Regions from separate parts of the Mus musculus genome. Here region 1 is linked to region 2. The links are chromatin loops, found by intact Hi-C in ENCODE. Cell type or tissue: left cerebral cortex. All regions are shown on one strand. Each heading gives the region's core, and the rest is flanking DNA. Links, peaks and the distances in the headings are about the cores only.

Region 1 (6,760 bases), core at 663-5,662, 550 kb before region 2:
GATGAGCCATCACTGGTATTAAGGTACCATCCATTCGTGGAGTGGTGGGCATTCACTAGAGAGAAGAGCTAGTTCTAAGAGAGAAGACAAGAAGAGAGTTTGAGGACAACGAATGCTTGAGCTCAGATCTATAGGATGAGGGTGACTCTGTCCATTATATAGAAGGAGAAGAGCCATTGCCTTATCTGGCATCAATGGGAAGGGGGATAACATTCTATTCTCCTTGGTCCTGTGGAGACCCGATGCCCAATGTAGGTGGGAGTAGGTAAATGGGTGGGGGAGCTCCCTTGTAGAAGCAGGGGGAGGGAGGATGGGATAGGGGGGTTGTTGAGGGGGAAAAAGGGAAGGGGGATATCATTTGAAATGTAAATAAATAAAATAACCAATACAAAATCATAAAAAAACGTGTATTGGGGTATTATCACCTAATATGGCTCCCTGGTCCACATGTCCAAATCCTTGGCCCTTGGCAGTTGGTGCTATTTATGGAGGTTCGAGAAACCTGAGGAGGTGGTGCCAAGCTGAAAGGAATGGGTTTCTAATAGACTTTGGATTTTCGTTTCTTTGCTTTTACCCCTGTGATCTTTTACCTCACTAAAAGCCCAGAATCAGCAGAGCCAAATGGGCAATGAACTTGGTGAAACCATGTCTTCCGTCCTTTGCTTCTATTGGATATTTTATTATAGCAGCTAGTAAAGTAACTAATAACCCTGAGTAGCAATTCAGACATACAAGGGCAAAACCAAGAGTTTGAGCTCACTGAGAAGCTGTCCCTGAGAGCAGGGCTGTCTCTATACACATCCATACATTAGATCCAAGCATGTTTGTCTCAAAGCATCTCCCAGGGCCTTTTGTCTGGGGTTAACTGTTCCCCGACAGCTTTGTGACATGGGGATGAGAAGGACAAAATAGTCCAAGAGTAAAAATGTTTTCTCCCTTTCTTCTGGGCATGGAAACTAGTAATAACAATAAATAAGCCTCTTATTTCTCAAACCTGTTTCTACCTGGTCCCCAGCCCTCACTTCTCTAGTCTCTATTGCATCTGTTTGGATTTGTTTGGATTTTAATTACACCTCCCAGGGCAGCATCTGCAGAAGGTCTCATCAGCAAGTGGATCAAGATCGATAAGCAAGTTAAATGGTGATACAGATGACTGACCTCTCCAGAGTTCCAGGACACACCATCTCACTCCCCAAAGGAAAACAACGAGCGTTCCATTTGCAACTATTTATTTCTGAGGCACATTATCATAGACACCATTAATTAATCGCCTACAATTTGCCAAGCCATGTGATGAATGTTTTATATACATAATCTGGTATTCTTACAGCATGCTTAAAGGCTCTACATATATTATCATTTCTATTTAAGACGTTGAGACTCAGATACACATTATCGATGACTGAGGACGCACCATGTGCCTTTCACTGCTAGATTCTAGGTGTGTGTGCAAAAAAGAAACTCATTTTTCCATTCCTCCAGCAATGTGGAAGGGCAGCAACCTCTTGAGACAGCACATACAAAACCCGTGCTTGCAGTGTCCTTAACTGATGCAGCGGGGACTCAGATGGTGCTTGAAGAAGAGCCTTGAATGTGAGCCTAGATGCTCTTCTTTACAATCAGCATTATGGAGTTCAAACAGGTCATGGAACAATGCCCATTCTTCCTCTGACATGATGGTTGTATCAGGAAGAAAGCAGAGCTGAGAGGCTTTAAGCTTATCCAGAAAACACATGCTGGAGGGCCCCCTTTCTTCAACCTCAGATGGCCATCTAGCCTCTTCTTTAAAAGACCCTGCACAATTTGTTCCTGTTGCAGAGCTCTGGGTCAGCAGTTTTTTTCACATTATATTTAGAAAAAGTAATAAAAGAGTTCTCCCTGTAGGCTCCACCAACTGGATGGTGTTATTTCAAATTAAAAAACAAAAGCAAACCTGAGTTGTGAAAGGAGACCAAATTACCCACTTGTGAGCAAGAAGACACACAAAAAAACCACTTATAGGGTCTCTTCTGGGGCACTTGCAGCAGCTCCCAAACTGCCAACTGAGGCAGGGGCTGGGACTCCAACTCTTGGCAGCTCCCTGAGGTATGTGACAGCCTTGGCTGTGCTCCTGGAAGCTTGCACAGATCTCTAGACTTGCAAGCACCTGCTTTCCCGTCTTGATTTAATACTTAGCAATCCTGGGTCGACCTCTCTAGCTCATCTGTAAAGAAAGAACAATAATCAAACTTGTTGAGTCCTGTGAAGATGAAGTGGAATGAAGCATACAAGGGATGTGTCTGCTCTGTAGCATGTAGCAATTCAGCCTAGTGCAGCTGATGATCACTCTGCTTGCTAATTGGCTTTATATCACTGCTTAATAAAACACAAACTCTCTGTCTCTATCTATTATGAAAAACAGTGTCCCAATAAGGGCAGTACTCGGCATGAAGGACTCTCTTGTTAGAGGCAAACATGACTGGATTTCTTTCTTGATGGAAAGAGATTCCTAAAGAAGTATCTTTGGGGGATGATCAAGTTTATACCTCACCTGTCACCCCACTGCCTGGCCAACAAAGACTTGATTCTGGGCTGACAAGGGAACAAAACACTGAAACATTTTCAGTTGAGAACTGTGGATGAAGTAACTAAAATTTCCCTGGCAACAGGGACAGTGTTCTGAGAGTTGTATGAAAGGCCATTCAGGGTAGCCATATCCTAAAGCTTGAGGTAAATGACATCTGCATTGTCCTTTGCCAGGTGGGTCCATGGTGTCTGCATATCCTAGGCTGTGTGACTCCGCAGTGTCCACACTGTTCTATACTTCGATGCTCTACCATCTGCACTGTTCTCACCTATGGGATGCTAGTGGCTTCTGGTTTTGAGCTGTGTATGGCTATACCACATGCACAGCTCTGGGCTCTCAAGGTCTATAGTTTCTGCCATTCCTTAACTTTGAGAGAACACTCTAACACATGCTAACACTTTTGTGTACTGTTTATGATTTGTGTGTGTGTGTCTATGTGTGTCTTCGCATGTGACAAAGTACAGGTGTCATGTGTCCCCAAAATGGGTGGACCCCAATTGTCATTCCAGGTCTGACCATCACTTTTCCATCTTGTTTGAGACAGAGTCTTTTCAGTCAAGCTAGATGGCCCACAAGCTTCCAGGGATTCTCTTTTCTCAGCTTCCTGTTTTCCTTAGGTGCTCTGGGATTACAAATGCATTCTGGCATTTGGCATTTGAATGGGTTCTGGGGGTCTCAACTCAGGTTTTCAGGCTTGTATAGCAAGTGTTTTTACCCACTGAGGCGGTTACTGTTTTCTGATATTTGTGGAGATGTTATACTGGAAATGGTATGGGAACTCTAGCTTCTACAGTTCTCTCTCTCTTCTTCTTCCCTCCCTCCCTCCCTCCCTCCCTCCCTCCCTCCCTCCCTCCCTCCCTCTTTCTCTCCCTGTCTCCTTTCCTCTTTCCCTTCTTCTGTTCATCCCTCCTTCTGTCTCCCCCTCACTCCCTCCAAATTATATAGCTCAGGTTGGCCTTGAACATTATGCAATCTTCTAGCTTCAACCCTGGGAGCTTCCCGTACTTTCTTTTTCTTGTCCCAGGAGGCTAGGAGCTTTAAAATGTCCTGTGATTCCACTGATAAGGCTCTTTCGATCCATCCCAGCTTGGTCTAAAGCATGACCCTATGCAAACATCCTGAAGCACAGAGATAGTATAGATGGGCAAAAGCATCAGAGAGTCTGAGAGAGGACTTTGTCATCACAGTCAAAGGTGAGTGGCTTCACTCTCCTCCTAACTGCTGACTCTGAGCAAGGTGATTTGCTCCCCAGGTTTCCAAGCACAAAGTCAAGACAGAGGCAGAGTACTTGGACGTCCTTTTCCAAGTGTTGAGAACCCAGTAGGCAGGATTTCCTACCTACACCGGATGGGAGATACCCATATTCTGGTGATGCCAGTCACTGAGGAGGGACAAACTTAGAAAACGATAATAGAAAGAAGGAAGACTCACATGGAAGGGGAAGCCAGTAGGAAAACAGAACACATGCTGCACTGCAGGCAAATTCATACTGACAGAGTGCTAAGTGATGTTGCTACTACATAGGGCTTCAGGGGAGCCAATCAGAGGAAAGCAGTTATGGGCACACCAACCACAGGACACACCAACCACTGTAGAAGACCAATCACAGCATAGAGCCTTGTGTGGAGAAGAGGGCTAGGCATAGGCATAGCTAAGGATCATTTGAAGTGGTAGAGAGGAGAGCCAGTGGTAAGAAAAGTCACACTCTGATCACTTATGTATGTTTTAGTCTGTTTGTTAGCTATAGGATTGAAAATAAAGTGATTTGTGGGAGAAGATGTTTACTCTGGGTCATAGTATCTTCATGGCTGGGAAGGCACCGAAGATGAATGGGTTCATCCATAGCAGTGTGAGTGTGAAGGGGCAGCTATTCTTACCTAGGTAGACCAGGAATCAGGAACTAGATCAGAATTAGAGGCAGGCATAATTTTCAAGACCAGTCCCTACTAAGCCACATCTACCAAATAGATCCCAGGTCCCAAAGGTCCCATGAAAGATATTTAACAACACTAAGTCTTCAAACACGGAGGATTTCAGACAGAAACATTCAAAATAGATGCATGTTTTTAAAGTACACTAATTGAGGAGACCAACTGAAATATATAATAATTGGGGAGAAGACCCCAAAATGCTATTGTAAGGTAAAAGAAAACACTTGGCATTAGGTGGAGAGGGCAAGAGATGCTGGTTGGAAAGGAATGCTGATGAGGACCTTGGAAGAGGTCCCAGACATTGAGAGAAGGGCCTCTGCACAGGGGAACATCACTAATTTGATTTTTCTGATTCCTTTTGAAATGCAGAAAATCCAGGACTCCTCATATAGCACTAGAGGCCATTTTAGAGAGAAAATCTTGGTAAAGATGACAGGTTGAGAAGCTAAATGTTGTGAGATTATTCCTAGCATGGATGGAACAACTGCAAACAACCTTGATGTCTACTTTCTAGAGACTTCTCCAATAGAGTGTATTGAGGCCTTTGAATAGAATGTGAATAGAAAAGATATTAACTGCCTCAGGGAACTAGTCACATTAAATGTAAAGAAATAGGATGCAAAACCAGGAGCATAATGCCTTCTGTGCTCCAAGTCAGACCATGTCCGTTCATTACCGTAACTACTGACATCTCTCACCTGCCTCCCACATATCCCTATCCTGCCTCCCTATCAGAGGCTCACAGCCTCTCTGCTTTCACTATAAGCTTTTCCCTAAACAGCACCACAGTGGCCTTTTGGTAAAATACAGAGCACATTATCTTACTCCTCTCCCCTTATTTACAATCTTCAAATGTATTATCTCCACATTTAGAATGGAGTAGAAATTCCAGACCATGGCCATCTAGATTCTGAGTGTCTCTCCTCCTGCCTCTGGCTTCTCTGCTCCCATCTCTCCCTGGATGCTGCTCACTCTGTCCTTACCATGACAATCTTCTGGCTGTCACTTAAGTCCCCACTCCCTAGCTCTAGTTGGGTCTCTATGCTAGCTTCCCTGTCACAGCGGTTGCTTTTCCTCCATATCAAGGAAAACTTTGCCTGTAGACCAAGAGACAGTCAAGAATTCTTTTACAAATTTGAAGATTTCGCTTTTACTTTTAGTTATGCGTATATGTGTACAGGTGTGTGCACATGAGTTCAGGTACCTTGAGAGGTCAGAAGAGGGTATCCTATATTAGTTATAGGAGGTTGTGAGCCACCCAGCATGCATGCTGGGAACTTAATTCAGGTCCTCAGCAAGAACAGGAAGTACTCTTAATGGCTGAACCATCGTTCCAAAACCATGTTTATATTTTTTTCAAGAGATTTTTTTTTCTCAGTTGCTTATAAAAGAAGATATGGCAGAGATCATACGTCCCAGAAAAGGCTGGAATATTTACAACTTTGTCCTTACTGAAACAACTTAGCACACCTTGACCTGGACTTTTGAAAGGCTCCTGCTTGCCGGTCAGGTTGTATTCCTATGTTCATGTCTCATAGAAACCATTCCTAACTTCTTCGGCCTGCAGTTGGGTCCTTTACCTGGCTTGAGTTATCCACTCTCCAGCAACAAAACTAAGAAAAATTATATATGTTTGTGGTATATCAGAGACTGTTCTGGATTCCAACGACTCTGTAATCATTCCAAGCTTGAAGCTTGGTGGTAGATGAAGTGGTTGGGTAAACAAACAGAAACCATGAAGGGCACAGGTAGGCAGGCAACAGAATGCGTGCTGTGTACAATTGTGCTAGGATCAGTCTCTCTGACAAGCTGACATTTGAGCTAAGACCTAACCTAACATAGTTGGAGGAGTGTTCTGGAAAAAAACTTCAGTTAATAGCTGTGGAAAACAAGGCAGCTAAGAGCTTGATGCTGGTGATGGAGGCCAGAGAAGCCCTCACCTGTGCCTCCTGTGTTAATCTGGATGATCTCTAGCCTTACCCTGCTCAATGTTCTTGGAGTGGGCTTACTCTAGTGTCAGCAGCTGGTAAATGGCACATAGACCTTTGTTTTCAAGATTGTTTGAGAAAGTAGCTAATGAACTTTTTAAACGTTCCCCCAAACTCAAACACACACAAAAAACTGAATGCCAAAAATCTACTTAAATTCTGCTTGAACGTTCCCCCTTTATCTCTCTCTCTCTCTCTCTCTTTCTCTGTGTGTGTGTGTGTGTGTGTGTGTGTGTATGTGTGTGTGTGGTGGTGGTGGTGGTGGTGGTGTGTGT
Region 2 (6,760 bases), core at 1,094-6,093:
AAGTTGTATCTTGTATTCTTGGGTATCTGGGCTAATATCCACTTATCAGTGAATACATATCATTTGAGTTCTTTTGTGATTGGGTTACCTCACTCAGGATGATGCCCTCCAGGTCCATCCATTTGCCTAGGAATTTCATAAATTCATTCTTTTTAATAGATGAGTAGTACTCCATTGTGTAAATGTACCACATTTTCTGTATCCATTCCTCTGTTGAGGGACATCTGGGTTCTTCCCAGCTTCTGGCTATTATAAATAAGGCTGCTATGAACATAGTGGGACATCTTCTGGATATATGCCCAGGAGAGGTATTGCGGGATCCTCTGGTAGTACTATGTACAATTTTCTGAGGAACCGCCAGACTGATTTCCAGAGTGGTTGTACAAGCTTGCAATCCCACCAACAATGGAGGAGTGTTCCTCTTTCTCCACATCCTTGCCAGCATCTGCTGTTATCTGAATTTTTGATCTTAGCCATTCTGACTGGTGTGAGGTGGAATCTCAGGGTTGTTTTGATTTGCATTTCCTGTTAGGAGCGGGTGTGGCGGCAGTCCCAAAGGCGCCAGGGACTGTAGCTAAGTCGTATGACTTGCACCTGACTTCCTCATATAAGCCGCAAACATCTTGAGAGCTGTGCAGGTGCACCAGGATACCGGAGAATCCAGTTTGATGGAGATATGCCCCTGCTGCCCTGATTAGCTGAAGCTGCGTGCCTGGTGAGGCGGCATGGCCTGCTGTGCATGGATGAGAGTATAAAAGGAGTGAGAGGCCCAGGGTTCGGGGCAGATATAAACAAGAAGAATCAGGACTGAATAAACTGCTGTTAGAAGGACTGGTGGTCGTGTCGTTCTTGCTGGTCGAGAGCGGACGCGACAATTTCCCTGATGATTAAGGATGCTGAACATTTTTTCAGGTGCTTCTCAGCCATTTGGTATTCCTCAGGTGAGAATTCTTTGTTCAGCTCTGAGCCCCATTGTTAATGGGGTTATTTGATTTTCTAGAGACCACCTTCTTGAGTTCTTTATATATATTGGATATTAGTCCCCTATCTGATTTAGGATTGGTAAAGATCCTTTCCCAATCTGTTGGTGGCCTTTTTGTCTTATTGACAGTGTCTTTTGCCTTACAGAAGCTTTGCAATTTTATGAGGTCCCATTTGTCGATTCTCAATCTTACAGCACAAGCCATTGCTGTTCTATTCAGGAATTTTTATCTTCGAGGCTTTTCCCCACTTTCTCCTCTATAAGTTTCAGTGTCTCTGGTTTTATGTGGAGTTCCTTGATCCACTTAGATTTCAGACTATTCTTTCTTTACTACCCAGGGTCATCTACCCAAGGTAGCACAACCTACAATGGCCTGAACCTTTTCACACCAATCATTTATCAAGAAAATGCCCTACAGACTTGACTACAATCAATCCAATGGAGCCATTTTCTCAATGGACGCTCCTCTTCTCTATTTCTACATTGTGTCAAAAGTATATCAGCCAGGTATGACAGTGCCAGTCTTTAGTGGCAGTACATAGGAGGCAGAGGCAGGCAGATCTTGGTGAGTTTGAGGCCAGCTTGGACTATATCGTAGGTTCCAGGACAGGTAGAGCTATAGAATGACTCTCTCTCTCTCTCTCTCTCTCTCTCTCTCTCTCTCTCTCTCTCTCTCTCTCTCTCTCTCTCTCTCCACCCACCCCCCCGAGAAGTTTAAGAAAATGAGTGCTCATGGTTAAGTGGATGGAGTCCTTGCTGAACAGGACAGATGCCATCTAACCTTTTAAGGTTCCTCCCAGCACCAGCACATGGTCATGGCCTCTCCAGGAACACTCTCCACCCATGCGTGAGAGAGTAGAGTGCCAGAAAAAACAAAAACAAAAACAGAAGTTGGGGACTGGTCCTAGACATGTTACCTTGAATACAGCTCCCCACCACATCCTGGTTTCCCAGTCATACGACCATCATAAGACGTGGCACAACCAAGACTCCCCTGGTTCTGGTGCCTTTATGTCTACCCCACTTAGCCTAAACCTAAAAGGATAGAGCAAAGGCTTTGCTTATCATTACAGTCACAAAAATCCATACCAAGACACACTTAAGGACTACAGTATCTGGTCACAGAGCACAGAGCAGCTAAGTCCTTACTGCATAGCTTGGCTCTGCCAGCACAGTACATAACCAGGAAGCCTCAAGGCTTTCAACTGTGACCCCATGGGGAAGGGAACCAGAGCTCTCTGGACAGGGGGCTGGTGGAGACCTGTGCTCACTGTGAACTCAGCACAGGACTGTCACACACTGGACTCAGCTGGGAAGATGTTGAGGCCCCAGGAGTCCATACCACACCTATTGGGATAAGGCTCAAGGTCTTGGACTCTTAAAGCCTCCACCCACCCCAGAGATTCTGAAGTGGATAGAAGGGTAAGGAACGCTACCCCAGGGCAACCTCAGGTGCAGATTTTGATGTTCTGAAATTTGGGAATTCTCTTTCCTTGTAACTTAGCATGAACATTTAAAAAGACTGACAGAAAGATGAGCGGTAACATACCGAGGCACATTCAAAAATTAAAAGTACACAAGATAAAGACAACTTGAGGCCCAGAACCTGAACCTAAAAGCCAAGACACAGGTGAAAGATACTAGGCTATGTTGCTCCTTGGGAAAGGAAAATGTACGCTAGGATTTAAAGACATTGCTACACAAGGCAGTTTTAAGGTTGGATGTAATATTTAACTCTAAGAATTCTCATTTTGTCCCTTGTTCAGCAAGGCTGAGGGACCTGTGAGTATCAAAAAATAAAAAATAAATAAAAAACAAAAAACAAAAACGGATTAAGCCTCCTACCCAGTTGGATTTGCAGACAGTGGGCTTCAACGAGGTTCAAATGTGCTCCCAGACAACCCATTAAAGAACGTTCTGATTAAAGAGAGCATGGAATTTAAATGGTGAGATGGGCTGACTCTATGAAGACTCTCCTTGGGTCTGACTTTTCAGCCAGACCCAAGAAATCCACCCCCAACCTCTCTGTCTTCTATTTCAGGGTGAGAAGAGCTGGGCCTCTGGCTGTGAGGTCTAATTACCTATCCTGCTGGGGCTTCCTGCTGCCTGCTGGGCGCCCAAATACCCCTTGGTTGTAGCTTACTGCTTCGAAACACTGAAAGTAAAAGTCTGGAAGATCCTCTCCTCTGCCTGTTCACTCCCAAGTATTTATCAAACCCATTTCCTAGGAGGAAGCAAGTGGGAGATGATACCCCCTCTCCCAGACTCTGCAAAGCCCATAAAGTCCCCTTTCCTGTGAACAGAGTTCTTCTTAGTCTAGAGTCTCATGTTCGAGGTAAAGCTCTCCTGAAGTAAATTCTTACCTCTCACTCTGAAAACGTGGAAACCAGGGCAAATTCAGATAAGATGCTGGCTGTCGACTGCTGTCTGAACTCACAACTCATATCCTCATTCTGCACTCAGAAACCGAGAAGATTTTGATGGCAAGTGACACTATGCCTTGCACTAGCTCTGTGGCAGCCAGAGTGCCCACTGACACAGTTCCACAGTTCCACAGTCGACGCCTCACTGAAGCTCATCAGAGCTCTACTCCAAGGTGCTTCTGGGCAGCCCAGTCACTCAGAAGATGCCATAGGGCAGGCAAGGTCAGGCTCAGCAGACTTGATAGGCTTCTCTGCGGCAATTCTTTTCCTATTTTATATGTTGAACTGTGTACCCTCTGTTCAGATACCTATTCATATCGAGTGGATTTTGCATCCTTCAAAATATTCTTGGAAATGTCAGCACGCTTCTTCTACAATACCTTGTGCTAAGACAAAAGCTTGTGGCACCACTAACTGGTAAGCCAGCTTAGTGTAAATAAGAGGGGAGAAACACATCCCTTCCCCAGCGACACATTTTCACTCCAACTGTTGAAAAGAAAAAAAAAAAAAATCTAATGCAGACTTTACTGGGACAAAGGATTCCACGAAGTTACATGGAACTTTATTGCCATCTACTGGAATGCTTTTGAATGGTACCACACTGCTATGCAGACAGAGCTTCTGTGGGTTCCCAGGGCTCCTTGTGGACTTGATAGGGTTAAGAAATGTGGGCGGGGCAGCGGGGGTGGGGTGGGTGGTGGGTGGGGAGGATGGTAGTGAGCATGCCTTTAGGTGTGACTGAGAGGACATTTCAAGAGCCCATTAGATGATCAGGACTTTGGTATATTCACAACTTAATGATTTGTTTGTTAGTTTGTTGAATGGCAGTTAGAGGTGAGACCTAATTGGAGGAGGCAGTTCACCCAGGTTGGGTTCTTTGGGCTATGTAACAAATATCAAGAATGAGTCTTACCATAACAATACGTTTAGGACAAGTAGTTCTAATAGTCTTATCTGTTTATCCAGTAAAACCTTTCATTTACTCAAAGCCCCACTTCCGTATTCTAGGACTGCGTTGCTTCCTTTTCCCTTCCTCTTCATTTCCTATGCAACAATTCTTTCCAACGTAGCCGAATGAATAAGATTGTGAGGCTGGACCCTAGCCGATGAAGGAAAAACTTAATTCAAATCAAAAGACAGTCACCACCTTCCTTAGAATAAAACCCAAGTTCCGGTCTTGGGGAGTTCCCTCTTGTGCTAGAGTGAAGTTTGCCTTTTCCAGACACTTCATTTGGAGTGGTGGTCTCTTTTATTAAGACCCTGGACTTACTTCTATCAGCTATATGTCTCTGTGGACTCTTGTGGTAGCCCCCCTCCCTGCTTTCTCTCTGCCGCAAAGAGTTCCTTTGCCATAAACTCCTACTTCCATGAGGTTTTGCCCAACCACCTAAGTCCTGAACCCTCTGAAACAGTGAACCAAAGCAAATCCATCCACTCTAAAGTATTTTCTCTGGACTGAGTTATTACTTTTGTGTGCACTTGTGTATGCCTGCAAGAGTTTATGTGTGTCCTGTGCCTGAGGGAAGCTGTGGAGGCTGGAAGAGTTTCTCAGGCACCTTAGAACTGGAGTTGCAGGTGGTTGAGAGACAGCTTGTGAGTGTGTGGAACTGAACCTGTGTTCCCTGCAAGAGCGGTGATCATCTGCTTAGTCCCAGGTTGTCATTTCCTTCTCCACACCTACTGTCACATCCGATTGCTCTAGTCGTTTATTTGTGTCCCTCTCAGAGGTGCATAAGGACCTGTGCATCTTGGTCACTGTTCCTAACACAGGGCAGACCAGTGCTATGCCAGCTGCCTAACATTTGGCTTTGCCAAATGAGTGAGATGCCTCTCTGATTTTAAGTCACAGACTACATTTGCTATGAAAACTTATGCCCAATCATTCACCATAAATGGGTCCCTAGAAACTATAAATAGTGTGTCTTACCACTACCCAACCTCCAGCATTTATATTAGTGTCACTTTGTCACACTAACATTAAATATCTGAGAGAAATTACATAAAGGAAAGATTCATTTGGGCCAAGGGGGTGGTGGCTAGTTGGTGCCATGCATTAGAAAGAAGTTTGTGACAAATAGTAGGAATATATAGCAAAGGAGTGCCATTCACTAAGTGGCTAGCCAGGAGTCTGACAGGGAAATAAGAATGCTTCAAAGATATGGGAACAGTCCAGGTATATATTCCCAAGGATTCACCCTCAGAATCTTACTTCCTCTAGCTTGACCCTATTCCCTAAGTTGCCTAGAACCTACTAAGATAGCACAGCCAGCCAGAGGCCAAGCACTCAATATATGAGAGGGCAGAGATTCAAATTCAAATCACAGAAACAGAGGCTGGCACTAAGCCATTGTTCTCCTGAGAACTTGAACAAGGACTCCACTCATATATTCCACAGATATACCTGTGCTTTCAGCTAAATTCCCCTTCCTGACACGGCTTAGACTGAACACAGACTGAGTAGGCCATAGCTTCCTCCAAGTGGCAGTGGGGATAATTTGTCACTCCCATAGCCTGAGCTAGTGATGGAGAGATGGCCGAGAGACAGTGTAAACAAATGGACTTTGCTTGTTCACACCCAAAAGTCTAGTTTTGCTTTTTTTTTTCTTCTCCCAGGATTACAAAATAGTAAGAAGTCACAAGGTAGTGGTTACTCAAGTGGTGAATCAGCCTACCTGCAACATTTTCTCAAGCAAAACAAAAGAAAATTTTTTTGGCCTGGACAATGTGGGAAGGAATGAAGGTGATCAGGAGAGAGAGGAGTAAAGAGGGCAAGGAAAGAAAGAAGAAAGGAAAGGAGAGAGCAGGGTGGGAACCACCAATGGAGAGGCATCAAGTAAAACCCGTCCAACCCCTCTTTTAAAAACCCTGGTATTGCACCTGAGAGATGGCTCAGAGATTAAGAGCATCGACAGGTCTTACAGAGGACCCAGGTTCGATTCCCAGCACTCATGTGGTGGCTCACAAACATCTGTAACAACAGTTCCAAGGGATCTGACAGCCCCTACTGGCTTCCACTGGCACTGTACATACACAGTGCAACATACACACATGCAGGCAAACACGCATACATATAGGATAAAAATAATCATTAAAAAGCATAATATTAAACAACACTAAACTTTAATAACCTTTAAAGTGCATTTTATTTTGATGGAGGAAGCAGTATATCCTTTCATTTGGGAATAGCAACAAGACCTGAACCCCCTAAGTCTTAAAGAGAAATGACCTGAACCCCAAAACCTCTCCCTCTCCCTCTCCCTCTCCCTCTCCCTCTCCCTCTCCCTCTCCCTCTCCCTCTCCCTCTCCCTCCCCCTCCCCCTCCCCCTCCCCCTCCCCCTCCCCCTCTCCCTCTACC

The links. Peaks named below come from ENCODE experiments on the same cell type or tissue, not always from the same donor. Only the 100,000 strongest peaks of a DNase experiment are listed, where the experiment ranks them.
Region 1: a loop joins it to region 2, with 6 times the contacts of the local background. A loop is called at or near these places in 13 of 42 quality-filtered maps.

What each region holds. Positions count from the first base shown.
Region 1 is chr7:40,264,214-40,270,973 of GRCm38, reverse strand. No RefSeq gene overlaps it. Among named protein-coding and RNA genes, the nearest start is that of Gm38996, 28 kb to the left of the region's middle. In left cerebral cortex, for the core only: no CTCF peak of the experiment used is centred there; no DNase peak of the experiment used is centred there.
Region 2 is chr7:39,713,774-39,720,533 of GRCm38, reverse strand. No RefSeq gene overlaps it. Among named protein-coding and RNA genes, the nearest start is that of Gm26327, 87 kb to the right of the region's middle. In left cerebral cortex, for the core only: a CTCF peak has its summit at 3,977 (motif pointing left); DNase peaks (open chromatin) are centred at 3,615 and 3,960.